3 separate regions of the Homo sapiens genome follow, and all the other regions are linked to region 1. A link is a contact called in ENCODE Hi-C or POLR2A ChIA-PET data. All regions are on one chromosome and are shown on one strand. Each heading gives the region's core, a stretch centred on a gene start or an enhancer-like site at or near the end of the contact. The rest is flanking DNA. Distances are from core to core; before and after follow the strand shown.

Region 1 (4,054 bases), core at 1,088-3,587:
TAGAAGATATGATTGTGTATTTGAAATACATCAGATACTGTACCAAATGTGCTACTTGCATGAACTCATTTAATTCTTATTAAAAACCAGAAAAGAAGTAGCATTAGTCTGCCCAGTCTACAGATGAGGAAACTGAGAAACGGTTACTTTTTGGAAATCACATAGCAAGTAATTGGCGGGGGCCACAATTTGTACGCAGATCTGTATGATTCCAGAATCATAATTAACCACAAAATTATACTTTCTAGAACAAGAATGCAGCCTATATTGTGAGATTTTGTTTTCAGGTATCACAAGGTTTCACCTGCCCCTAAGATATCTTTTCTCAGTCTTGCTTTTAAAAATTGATGTTATTATACAAATTACTTGAGTTGGGACCATATTATTAGATAGCCATCACTAAAGCAGAAATATAGCCTGAGAGCAACCAGGCTTTTTCCCCCTTTACACACAAGCACCACTAGAAAACATTCCTGGAATAGTTTAGGAAATAAATCGGTCTAATCCTGAAATGCAGAGAATCAGAGGCCTCAGGAAAGGGGATTTAGGATTACTGGTCAACTTTGATTAGGAAATGAAAGGAAAGTTCTGAAGATTAAATCATTGATTAAATTTCACCGAACATCTCTGGGCAGCTATAATTAGCAAACATGATTTTAGAAGTAGAATTAGAGGAAGGGACACATAATGTCAAGTCAGGAGATGTGCTGCCCAGGACACATTTAGCTTACTTTACCATTTTACTTCCTTCTTCACAGTCTTCTTTCTAATTGGACATTCAGAAAGGAACATGTCATGCACAGCTTCAAGCTTTCCGATGGGTTGCCAGTGAGCCTCTTTCTCCAGATTTGGCAATTAAATGCTTAGTGAATACTTAAAATGTGTCCCCACCCTCTCGTAGACTAGTCCCCCATCGCACTTTATCCCCTATGCTGCTGCTCCAGTGCTCACAACATTATCTGAAACCATATCCTATTATGTTGTATTAAATTATGTTTTACCATGTTATTTATTTATTTATTTATTATATGTCTCTCTGGAGAGTAGATTCCATGAGAAATAGCTTCATCAACTTTGTTCACCCCTGCATTACTAACTTGTAAAATGGTCCCTGAAATATAGTAGCCACTCAATACACATTTGTTAAATGAATGAATCAGCTATGGTATGGACTGCTGTGAGAGGTATTGAGGGAGTTAATATATAGCATTATTTAGTGCTTACTGTCTCCTAGGCCTGTTCCACACAGTTCACATCGATTAACTGCTTTAATATTCATTACCTTTCTATGAGATAGATATCATTACTAGCCTCATTTTACAGATAAAGAAAGTGAAGTACAGAGAAGTTAGGTAACTTGCTCAGTGTTGCACACCTAGAAAGTGTCAAAGCCACACTGGAACGCAGATCATCTGGCTTCAGGGTTCTGTTAAACTTTATGATAAAATAAGACAAGACACTACCGATTTGAGAAGAAAAGTCTTGCCCACACAAAAAAATAAAGAAGTTCACAGTGAATAACAAATGAAGGTTTAATCAATACGTTTTCTAAGGCTGAGAGGAGAGAAGGTTCCCAGAAGACCAAAGTTGCCGAGGAAGGGCTCATAAAGAATCCGAGATTTCGACTGGTTCTTGAATAATGTTTTGGCTAGTGATGAAGGTATCTTATCACTGAAGCCCCAGTGATTACAGTAAAAAAAAAAAAAAAAAGCAAGTTCCAGTAAAGACATAAGGGATCCATGATTCTATGACACACAGACATCTTTTTGAAGGTTCTGTTGGCCTTGGCTTTAATATATTTACTGATGTTTATAAGAAAGCAGGGAAATGAGAGAACAAAGAGTAAGGGCATGATGATGTCATTCTTCTGAGATGGTTCTGGAGAGGATGGCATTGCTTCTGGGACACCAGTAGCCCAGAAGTCAGGAATTCCCCCTGGAGAAAGCAGGATTATCCAGAAACAATCACTCTGCCTCCCCACTCTGTCTTCCGCAATGAGAATTGAGCTACTGATACCAGAGTGTTTAGAAAGTCAGAGCTTTCTTAATAAAGACTCCTCTGCACTGGATGGGAATTTCCCCAGTGAAGTCTAAGTTTCAATACCTGATTCCCCACTGATTGCTGTGATGATTATCAGGATGTCAAAAGATTGGCATTCCTGTCACTGAGAACTGGGTTGCTCATTTTCTCCTGAGTTGGGGTCTTCAAAGTCATCTTAAGCACTGCAGGGTTTCAACGAGCTGGAAAATGTGTGAGAAAACAACATCCAAGTCGTGGCTCCCATTTTTGACATCTGCATTCAAGACTGGGCCACAGGACTCCAGTGGTGGTTCTTTCAATCCCTTCTATTCATCAGGGCAGCAGGATTCGTGATTCAATGAGCTACGAATTACAATCCTTTCTCTAGAAAATTGGTTTTTGAAAGTGCCTACTGGGTATGACTAAGAGGTTTTGTGCACTGGGGTTTCAGTTGATGTTTGTATTTTTTCTTATTATGACTTGAAGGAAAAAACCAGAATCTAAAATTAGCCCTTGTTTTTTCAACTTGGAACTTCATAAACACATCAGCAGTGGGGTGTGTGTGTGTGTGTGTGTGTTTTGCAATAAGCAATATTACAATTTCTTGACATTTTCATTGCTGTTTCTTGACATATTTAGTGAGGCTTTAAAGGTTTCTTTAGACAGAAAAAAAAAAGAAAAAAAATGGCTATGTTCCAAATCACCATATGTTTCCAATTGCAAATTCAAAAGCAGAAGACAGGCCTTAACTTAAGCTGTACAGCCTTTTGTGGTGGTTATGGTGCTGGGGAGGTAGGTTGTCTTTTTACATTTAGTTATTAGAATTTCAGTGTTACCCAATGACATAAAAGGAAAATAAAGCATTTAGCAAATATTTGTTGAGTGCCATCTATGTGTAAGACACTGGGTCAGGGAGGGTGCAATCTAGTTGGGGATACAAAATATTAAAGAAAGCAAATGTTCAAAACGGGATGATAAATGGATAGCTTTCAGCCATAAGTTCTCCAGGAGATCAAAGAGTTAGGAGCTGACCTGGTAAAAGAACGATTCATAGAAGAGGTAAAATTGAGCTGAGTCTTGAAGAAGGATAATAGGACATTTCAGGTGAAAGGAACTATAGAGTCAAAGTCACAGTGATGGAGCTGTGCATGCACATTCAGATTGGTGACTGCATCTGTGAGGTTGGAACTGATGCAGTTTCATAAGAATGAGGAAGTTTCCATAAGAATGGGGAAGGAATCATGGAGAAAGATGGGAAAATCAAGTAGAAGTCACATTATGATAAACTGGAGTGACAGGCTTGGTGTACCATGATTATTGTTGTTTAGATTGTATTTAGTCCAAACAACAATTACTTGCATTGGGTACTGATTATAAGCCCCATTCTATAGATAAGGAAACTAAAGCTCATAGAGGCTAAGAAGTTGCCCAAAGTCAAATAATGAATTATTTGGTTAACCCAGATTTGAACTAAAGTCTGTTGGATTCCAACTCCTCTTAATCTTTCTAGCTTAAGTGGTTAGGCAGGCTTGAGTGATAACTGCTGTCAGCCAGTAGTTGATATTCCAGCAAGAATAATGATGTTTTTAACCAGGATGAGGAAATTAGGATGAGTAAACTAAAGAGTAGCTGCCTAGAACTAAGGTGACCAGAGGGCATGGTGGAAGTAGCAAGACCCCTAGAGCTGGCATGCTCTTGATGCATCCTCAGAAGGAACCTTATCACTTACAGCTGGAGTTCTTAGCCTCAGAGTTGGACAGTTCTTCCATATGAATGTCCCCGGCAAGCATTTATTAAAGAACAGATGCAGGGTAGGGAGTCAGAATAGTTGAGGGCACTTGGAGCCATAAAGGCCAAACATGTCCCATTTGAGTAACTGTTCTCCTCGGAGCACTTAACGATTTCTAAGACTGAGGTTCTTGAGTTGAATCAAGTTATCAAATGCTCCAAGGCACTGTAAGTCACTGAGGTGATAGGGAGCTAGGGCCTTAGAGGCCACTGTGTTTGCAGGTAACATGTATCTAATTGTAAACAG
Region 2 (4,054 bases), core at 733-3,232, 500 kb after region 1:
TTTATTTAGAATCTACAATGTGGTAAGAATTGTGGCAGATAAAACATATATTCAAGGTCCTTTCTCTCAATTAGTCCTCACATTCTATGGAAGGAAAAGAGGTATATATTGATCATTAGTAATACCAGTAATACTAATATCCAATATTTATTAAATACCAGATACTTTGTTAAACCCTTTACATTTAATCTTTAGTTTGACCCTTTCATTTAATCCTTAATAAGAATTCTGTGAAGTATGTATTATTCTACCTACTAATAATACTAATGTGTATTATTCTACACATTTTATAGACAATAAATTTGAGGCATGCAGAAGCTGCCTCAAGGTCACACCCCTAGCATGGCATCTGAGCTCAGGCAGTCTGATTCTAGATCTCATGCCCTCAACTAGTGTGTTATTTAGTGTGATGTGCAACTAAATAGAGGTTCACATCAAGGACTTCATTCAACAGTTTTCTATGCAGGGTCTTCTGCCTCCACTTTCCCATCTCCTCAAATGCCTGAAAGCCCACCAGTTAAAATTAATTTGCGTTAACAAGCAACCATTCAGGAGGCATCAGGAGAACCAGGGAGATAGGCAAAGAGCAGAAAAAGGGCAAACTTTACCTGGATTTAATTGTCTATCAGTTTTATGCCTCCCTGTCTCCAGAGATGGCTTAAACTACTCTCTGACCCAACTTGACCAGCTTCCTTGTCCAGTTCTGAAGGGCCTGGCTCACAATTAGGCAGAAGTGAGCATTGTGGCATTGTATGTCTTCAAGGATTCCGTTTAGAAACTAGACTATGAGATGAAATGAAACAATGCATGTAAAGTGACCACAACTGTACCTGTCATGTCTTAAACACTCTATAAGTCATAGCTATTATTATTCTTTCTTCCTGTATTGCTTGCAAAATGCTACAAACTATCAGAAAGTCAGACCTCTCAGTGGCTTTAGCACCTAGTATTATTTTCAGTCATATACATTCTTTGCATGTCTGTCAGGAACATATTTGTTAAGTGCTTGTTGGGTGAACCAAGGTAGTGACTACAGAAAGTACAGGGAGCCATATTAATCAATATCCATATGATACATTTAGGAACACATACTAGGAAATTTGAAAATGCATTAAGAACCCTTACCATGAGGCATCTACCACATGGAAATTGTCAGGTCTCCAGTTCTTACTCCCCAGAAAGGGGACTGTTTTGACTACAGAGAAAATTTGCTATTATTAATGCTTATCAAGCTAAGTTCATACAGAAATAAGTAAGAGAGTCAGGAGCCACTCTCCTCTTTGTCACACTCCTTGGACTTAACGACACCACTCTGCTTCTGCCCAGTTTTTAGTAAACATGGCCTTCACCATCAGCCAACCTTAGTTCCAAACACTTCTCAGGAGAAACCTTAATGATAGGCTGTGGTTCCTTTTTATCCACCAGAGCTGTCTTGTCTGATATCACATTGATGCCCTGTGTCAATGCCATTTGGATCTTTCCTGTGTATAGAGTCTTAGACCAATTTTCCATTTTGTGAGTTTCCTTCTGCTCCTAACAAAGAACAGAGAAATGCTCTCCACATTCTGCTTCCAGAGCTGCTCAAGTCTCTCTGAAGATTCAGTACCTAGTCTAGGTTTCTTTTGCTGGGGGTTAGATTCTGAAACATTGAGTTCCCTGGCTTCTTTGCCTAGAATGAAGCCTAGAGCCAGAAACGATCTAAGGCAAAGATCTCAGAAGAAGGTCCCACCTCAGGTGATGAGCCTTGCCTGGCCTGAAGTCTAGGGTGAGACTTAAGTGCTGGACTGTCAGCATAGCTTACATTTCACAGAACAAACCAGAACTCCATTCAGCACTCCACTTACTTCATCTGGCAAACATTATGAAGCAGGTACTGTACTAAGTTTGGGGAACAGAAAGTTGGCAAAGACAAGGTGTCTTCCCTTGAGAAATTCAAAGTCATTAATTGTTCATGTAACACAGAATACATTCATGAGTTCATTTTTTTAGAAAAAGGAATATTGATTCTCAAACTCTCATAGAGAAATGTTCACTACTTCCTCTAGCCTGGAGTCCTAAAATGTCTGACTCAATGAAGAAAAATGCCAACTGCCACTAGAGCCTACTCAAATGAAAACTCTGTAGCAGAATGATCTTGATTATCTCAGAAATCCCTGACAGAAATGGAAGCAATATAAATAAACACAAAAGAAAATAGAGGTACTGTAACACAACTATAAATTGCTCTTCTCCCCGACTTTCTTCCAATCATCCAGGGCAAAAGAAGGAAGTTGGTCTTTGTGGCAGAGAATAGACCAGCAGCTGTTCTCTATCCTGCCAAGAGGGGAGAGACTTATTATAAACAATAGCCAACAATATGTCCTTTGGGACGGGAAACTCAGCCAATTTGGAGGGGGCCAGTCTGGAAGAGAGAAGGAGGGTTAATGGGATGGGGGGGTGACCAACATAACAGAGGATGAATTAGGAGAAAACACTATCAAATTTTCCTGTGTACTTATGTTTCTATTACCTCATTAGGGTGATTACATAATGTGACTCCATTTATAAACTAAGAGGGAAGGAAGGGGCGACATTCTCCTTAGCGGTGGCTGATGTGAGACATTAACATACCAATAAGTCATGTGGGCAAACAGTTAACATGTTTGGGAACATCTTTCCTTTCTCTCTTCATCTGTTTGGTATTTTGTCTGCTCCTTCCCTCCTTTCAGCCATATATGTGTATCTGTGACTCAGAAATGGAAATGGAGCTGACAACTTGGGTGCCGCCATTTTGAGAGCTCTTCATGTAAGAAATATATGGAGTTTGTTTTACTGTTTTATATTCCATTGGGAGAAAAAAAAATGAACAATCTTACTTACATGTATTACTATGCATGGGTCCCTTGCCCATTCCTCTCTGCAAAATCCCCAGAGGAGTTCTTAGCCAGGTGCAGATTGGAATTTTAAAGGTTCTTATTTCTTAGGACATTTTTCTACATGTGGAGAAATGCCATTCTTTTCACAGACTAACTTGTCAGTGTCCTGATTCTAAGTAGTAACTCTAGACGGGGATATTTTAGGGGAATGCTGTTTATGGATATACTATTAATTTGTGCCTTAACTTTTTAAATAGCTCACTAGGACAGTAAAATTCACTGAGTGATATTTAACAAATGAGGAAAATGGGTTTCAAAAATGTGAAACAACCTGTTCTGATAGTTAGAGAAGGAGGCCAGACTGCGATCCTGTAACAACAGCAGTTATACAGAACATGACTGTAATAAACAATTTCTAAGGGAGGTTGGACAGTTTAAGGAGGGGTTCCTTTATCCATGGGTTCTTCCAATGAGGGAGCAGTGTGGGAGTGTGACGGTGTTAAGTAGGACCAATTCTATTTAAAAGGGTCCCTCAGAGAGAGAGAAAAAAAGAATTAACTATTTAGCCTGTATTTGTCTTACATATGGTTTTAATTTGATATACTTACCCTTTGTTCCCATATAACCATATTAACCCTTCCCCATTTTGTTATATTACTTCTGGTTTTAATTTTGGGGGCTTCCAAAGGCATTTTTGCAGTTATCATTTCTCAGAAGATGTGCACTGATTCTGTTTGTTCTTATGATGGCAAACTAAATAAAGAGTTTGAGGATCTGCATTACACATGAACAGGAAGGGATTTCTTTATTCAGATTAGAAAAAAATAAATTTTAAATATTTCTATTGTAGACAGTATAGTAGGGAGATTTCACTCTACCTGGGGCCTGGGAAGTAGTATTTACTTAAATTAGCAATCAGTCCATTCATTTAGATCTACTGTTCCATATGTTTTCTGTTCACATTATTTTGGTTACAGTATCTTAGCTATCCAGCAGATGGCATCTGCTTCAAAACTCTCCTAACTTCCATTTACATTTCAGGACAAACAGGATACTGATACATTGAAACCTCCCTTAATTGACTTCTACATTTAGTACCTAGAAAAGGTTGCTGGAAATATAATTAAGGGTAGACCATTCATTCCCTTTTTCTTGGTAAGAGTCATACTTCTCTCTTGCCATGCCCATGGCACTACCAT
Region 3 (4,054 bases), core at 450-2,949, 300 kb before region 1:
CCACAGTGAAAAAAGGCAATTACTGGGAAAATGAGAGAAGAATGCAAAGTATACAGAAGCAGCTATGTACGTTGTGAAATACAAGTCACCACACTATGTGTTGCTGCTGTCACAAAGATCAAGATAGAAAATGCAAATATTCACCTCCATGTCTGAGTAATCTTTGCCCCCCCCATTCTTTCATTCCTTTCCTCCAACATTTTAGTCTCCTAAGCCTTTTTTGAAGGATTCTTTGTCTCATTTAAAAATAAAGATGGGTAAGGGAGTACCTGAGCAAACCAGATGTGGCAGGCTCCGTGAAGTATATCCATGTTTTCCTGCTCTGCTTATGTAAAAATAACTGAGGGAAGCTGAAATATTTTGTATGTGTATTAAAAGTTAAAGGGAAGAAGGGTTTGGAGCAATGAATGAGATGAAAGACAAAGCTGTGCCAGGAAAGATGAAAGCCAAGCAAAGGGTGGTTAATCATCCCAGTCAGAGACAAACAAGAGAAATCTAGTGTGTCCTGAGAGCTAAGGAGCCCCGCTATCCACCATGGAAATGTCTCTGACATCTAAGTTACCGAGCTGGTTACTAAGCCTGCTATTTCTGATCTGTCAAAATCATTCCATTAAAACTTAAAATAAGCCTGCAACTGGATAAGCTTATCCCTTACAGAAGCCTTATGTAATAAATGCAAATGTGCATCTGAATTATTAGGCTTCTATTTTTTTCCCTCAAAGCTGCACTTAATCAGTAAAAGCTTGTGAAAGCCTAAAGATTTCTAAAATAAATGTGTATCTAAGAGCATCTCTAACATTGTCTTGAGAGCTACCAAGAGGTTTAGAAGAAAAGGCCTTGTGTGGAGAACAAGAATTGCTGGGTTCTGGCACTGGTTTAGCTACTTAATTTGCACTGGTTCTTGCAAATCACTTAGCCTCCCAAGGTTGAAAGAGTCTATGTCTGAGTGAAAAGAGTTCAGAAACTAGGATTAAAAACCATGGGTTTGAGGCCCAGCTTCATCATGTGCAAGCTATATGGCTGGCAATGGATTTAATATTTAGGGGTTTGTTTTCTTATCTATAGAGTGGGGGAAGTAATAGTACCTCATGCATGGGACAGCTGCAAAGAACATATGAGACATTGTATATAAAAAAGTTCTTTGCGCACTGTAAAGGGCAACAGACAAGTTGGCCTTTGTCACTACTTCCCCAGTTTACCTAAGGCTTACAGAATGCTGGGAAAATAAATGAGAGGTAATAAGGCATTTTTTATAGAAAGTCCTAAAAATTACTTCACAATTCTTTGCAGCAAGTGAAGACATAGTTTAATACTGATGGTAAAGGCAAATGAACTAATCAGAAGGCCAGCCCCATCTAGGAGATGTGTAAGACATCTTCCACCTACAGTCGAAGGCAAACGATAAGGTTTTTTTCTTATTCTCTTGTATTCTAGAGGCTGTTGGGGGTTGGGTGGCTTGGAAGAGAAAGTGCCACACAATAGCATTTGCTAGATTACGGCATGGGGGTTGGGAGGGCGCTATAATTTAAGAGGCATAAGATGACTGAAGTGATCACACAAAAAAGATATCTTCCAATTCCATTTGAGCTACAATCTGATTTCGCTGTTGAGTACAACGTCCCCTTCACAAGAATCAGAAGTCAGCATCAGGGCTGTGCTGCATAAGTTTTCCACCCAGCAACAGGATGATGTCAGCAGCCAGGGAGAACGACCAATCAGCAGGCAGAATGAATCAGAGCGTGCTGGGATTTTGCTCAACTGTCTCTTAGCAAAGCAAGCTGTGCTCTGAAGTGCAGGGGTTATTTGCACTTCCTCTGCACTTGAAGCTGAGGCTGAATGGCTCTTTAGCTGAAAAGGTACCAAGGAGTGTGCAAGCAGTTAAGATGATTTGCATCCAAGCAGCCAGTCTCATAAGTCATGAGTCATATTTGTTTTCCTGAAAGTATTTTTTTGGAATAAAAAATTCAGCATTAATAAAGATTCTAAAGTCTTGATTTATATGTTGTGTCTTATAATTGCTTGAAACCTGTTTTGTTTCATGCATAGTGATGCTGGGCAGCTCTTGGCACATGAGCTACAAGTAAAGTTCAATACTGCCTCTTAGGGAGTTTGAACTTGCCTCTGATGTTTCAAGTCTTCTCTCTAATGACAAGCAGCCTGGAAATCAACAGCTGTTTCATTTCTGGGGCAAAAGTGCTAATTCTCCAATTACACTAAAGTGTGTTTTGTGTGTGCTTTAAAAATAAGTCTAAGCTGGAAGGATATGATGTGACTTGTAGACATTGTCTCATGGGTGGGAGTGGAGAGGGCTTTGTAGCATTTCTGAAAACATGAAGTTATTTCCCAAAATTTTGTCAGTTTTTCTGATCTTAGTGGGCAGTGACAGCAGTATTGGAAAAGGGTGCAATCGAAGGGTTAAACCTACCTACCCGGCATTACCTATGACATATCCCAGGTCGATTAGACCTCCCAGGCAGGTTCCTCACTGGCATTATCTGAGGACAATTTCTGTGCTATCTAAGGCCAGAAAGCAGTTTTTCCTGTGAGTGGTGAAAACACATCTTTCCAAAAGAAAATATATATCTCAGAGAGGGAGTGATTTTTCATCTTGTCTTCTTTCAGAGTCCTTGGTAGGTCTCAGGAAGCACCATGTACTGCAATTTATTAGCCCAGACCTGCTGCAACCTATCCTTCTACAGTTTGCTTCTTGGCTGAATGCCTCGTTTTCCTCATTACTGAAATGAAAAAGGGTTTACAAAGCTAGCTAATTTGAGCTAATTAGGGACGGGCTATTCTGAAATATGAAGAAGGCTGGATTTGAGAATATTCCTTAAAGAAAAGCCGACATTACATTCAAAGGTTGGTAATATGCTGGAGGAGAGAGCACAGCTTCCAGAGTTTAGGCTTCCCAGCTTTTGAATCCCAGCTCTGTGCTTCCAGCCACCTCTCCATTCCACAGGTGCAAACTGGGGTAATGCTTAGCTCCAAGGACGGTTGTGAAGATAAACAATCTCTCACCACCAAGCACAGGCAAAACACATAGTAGCTACTCAATAATTCATAGACCCTCCACCCCCTTTAAACTGGAAATAAACAACTTGTTGGCTGATAGAAATCCCAGAGGGACCTGCTTTCACAAATACTGTAGGATTTGTAATTAGCATGTAAAAAGACTGCTTCCAGCCCTTGAAAGCATGTTGTCCTTTAAAGGCTCTTAGGCAGACTCAAGAAGCCTTGTTTGCCCTCTAGCATTAATTTGCTTAGCAAATTCTCACTGCTAGGGCAAAATTAAATTTCAGTTTAGGCTCTGTTTGATTGACCACAAACTCTAAATGAAGGTGGCTTTAGTGTGATCTAACTTTCACTTGTTTGGGATCCTTGAGATTAATGCAATGGGCCTTCGAGTGATTCTATAAGGCCCTGGCACTCTTTACGAGAAAGACGTAAATATGAAGTATCTGAAGCAATGCTGTTATCACCATTCCCTTTCCTTAGCTTAACATCCCTCAAGGGGTGCTTCTGGTGCCCAGAGAAGTTTAGAAAAGCTTTTGACAGAGCAGAGCAGACTAGGAGTCTGTACAGAGGTGAAAGCCCTGGGAAGGTATGAGGTTATAGCAGCTGTAGAACCCAGAGACTTCTGGAGGAAGTCGGGTAGGGGATGTATTTCCTGGGTGAGGGCAAATCAGCTATTTTGGATTCTTTGGTTCCTCATTAGTCAGAAATCAAGAAGACTACAGAAATGGCAACATTCTGCTGTTGCTACTGGTCCTTTCTCCTGAGGAATGCATTTGCTGACTAAGACATAACTTCGTAGATTCGCTGTCCACTCACGGCTTAGTTTATTGCAACACAGAGAAGGTCTCTTTCTTCCCGGTGTGCAGAAAGATAAACTGACAGCCTGTGGGTAAGCTCAGAGACTTGCGAAAGATCACGTTAGGACATCAGGATGGAGATACTGAATGCGGAAACAATGAAACCGGAAGTTGAGATCTTCAGACAGTACCTCCATTATTCCAATCACTTCAAGTCCAAATGGAGAAGTTTAAAATGAGTA

Evidence for each region. A loop is a pair of places that touch in the nucleus more often than their neighbours do. ChIA-PET counts read pairs that join two places held with the same protein, here RNA polymerase II (POLR2A). Pooled maps may share reads with other maps.
Region 2: a loop to region 1 is called in a pooled map, with 6 times the contacts of the local background. The contact joins two enhancer-like sites. A Hi-C loop is called at or near these places in 7 of 50 pooled maps. POLR2A ChIA-PET finds 5 or more read pairs at or near these places in 2 of 52 experiments (CD8-positive, alpha-beta memory T cell and OCI-LY7).
Region 3: a loop to region 1 is called in a pooled map, with 7 times the contacts of the local background. The contact joins two enhancer-like sites. A Hi-C loop is called at or near these places in 1 of 168 maps with a recorded cell type or tissue (tibial artery), 14 of 37 single-sample maps with no recorded cell type and 10 of 50 pooled maps. POLR2A ChIA-PET finds 5 or more read pairs at or near these places in 4 of 52 experiments (GM12878, activated B cell, activated CD8-positive, alpha-beta memory T cell and 1 more).

What each region holds. Positions count from the first base shown.
Region 1 is chr11:95,554,359-95,558,412 of GRCh38, forward strand. No RefSeq gene overlaps it. Among named protein-coding and RNA genes, the nearest start is that of FAM76B, 230 kb to the right of the region's middle. Within about 2 kb of position 2,338, at least 2 of the 41 ENCODE cell types and tissues checked have a DNase peak (open chromatin) inside an H3K27ac peak, as active enhancers do; they include GM12878, where a contact is called at or near this core.
Region 2 is chr11:96,051,194-96,055,247 of GRCh38, forward strand. The region is part of intron 2 of MAML2 (mastermind like transcriptional coactivator 2); the gene reads right to left. Among named protein-coding and RNA genes, the nearest start is that of MTMR2, 130 kb to the left of the region's middle. Within about 2 kb of position 1,983, at least 2 of the 41 ENCODE cell types and tissues checked have a DNase peak (open chromatin) inside an H3K27ac peak, as active enhancers do.
Region 3 is chr11:95,252,757-95,256,810 of GRCh38, forward strand. No RefSeq gene overlaps it. Among named protein-coding and RNA genes, the nearest start is that of SESN3, 24 kb to the left of the region's middle. RefSeq lists an enhancer at 1,343-1,732. Within about 2 kb of position 1,700, at least 25 of the 41 ENCODE cell types and tissues checked have a DNase peak (open chromatin) inside an H3K27ac peak, as active enhancers do; they include GM12878, where a contact is called at or near this core.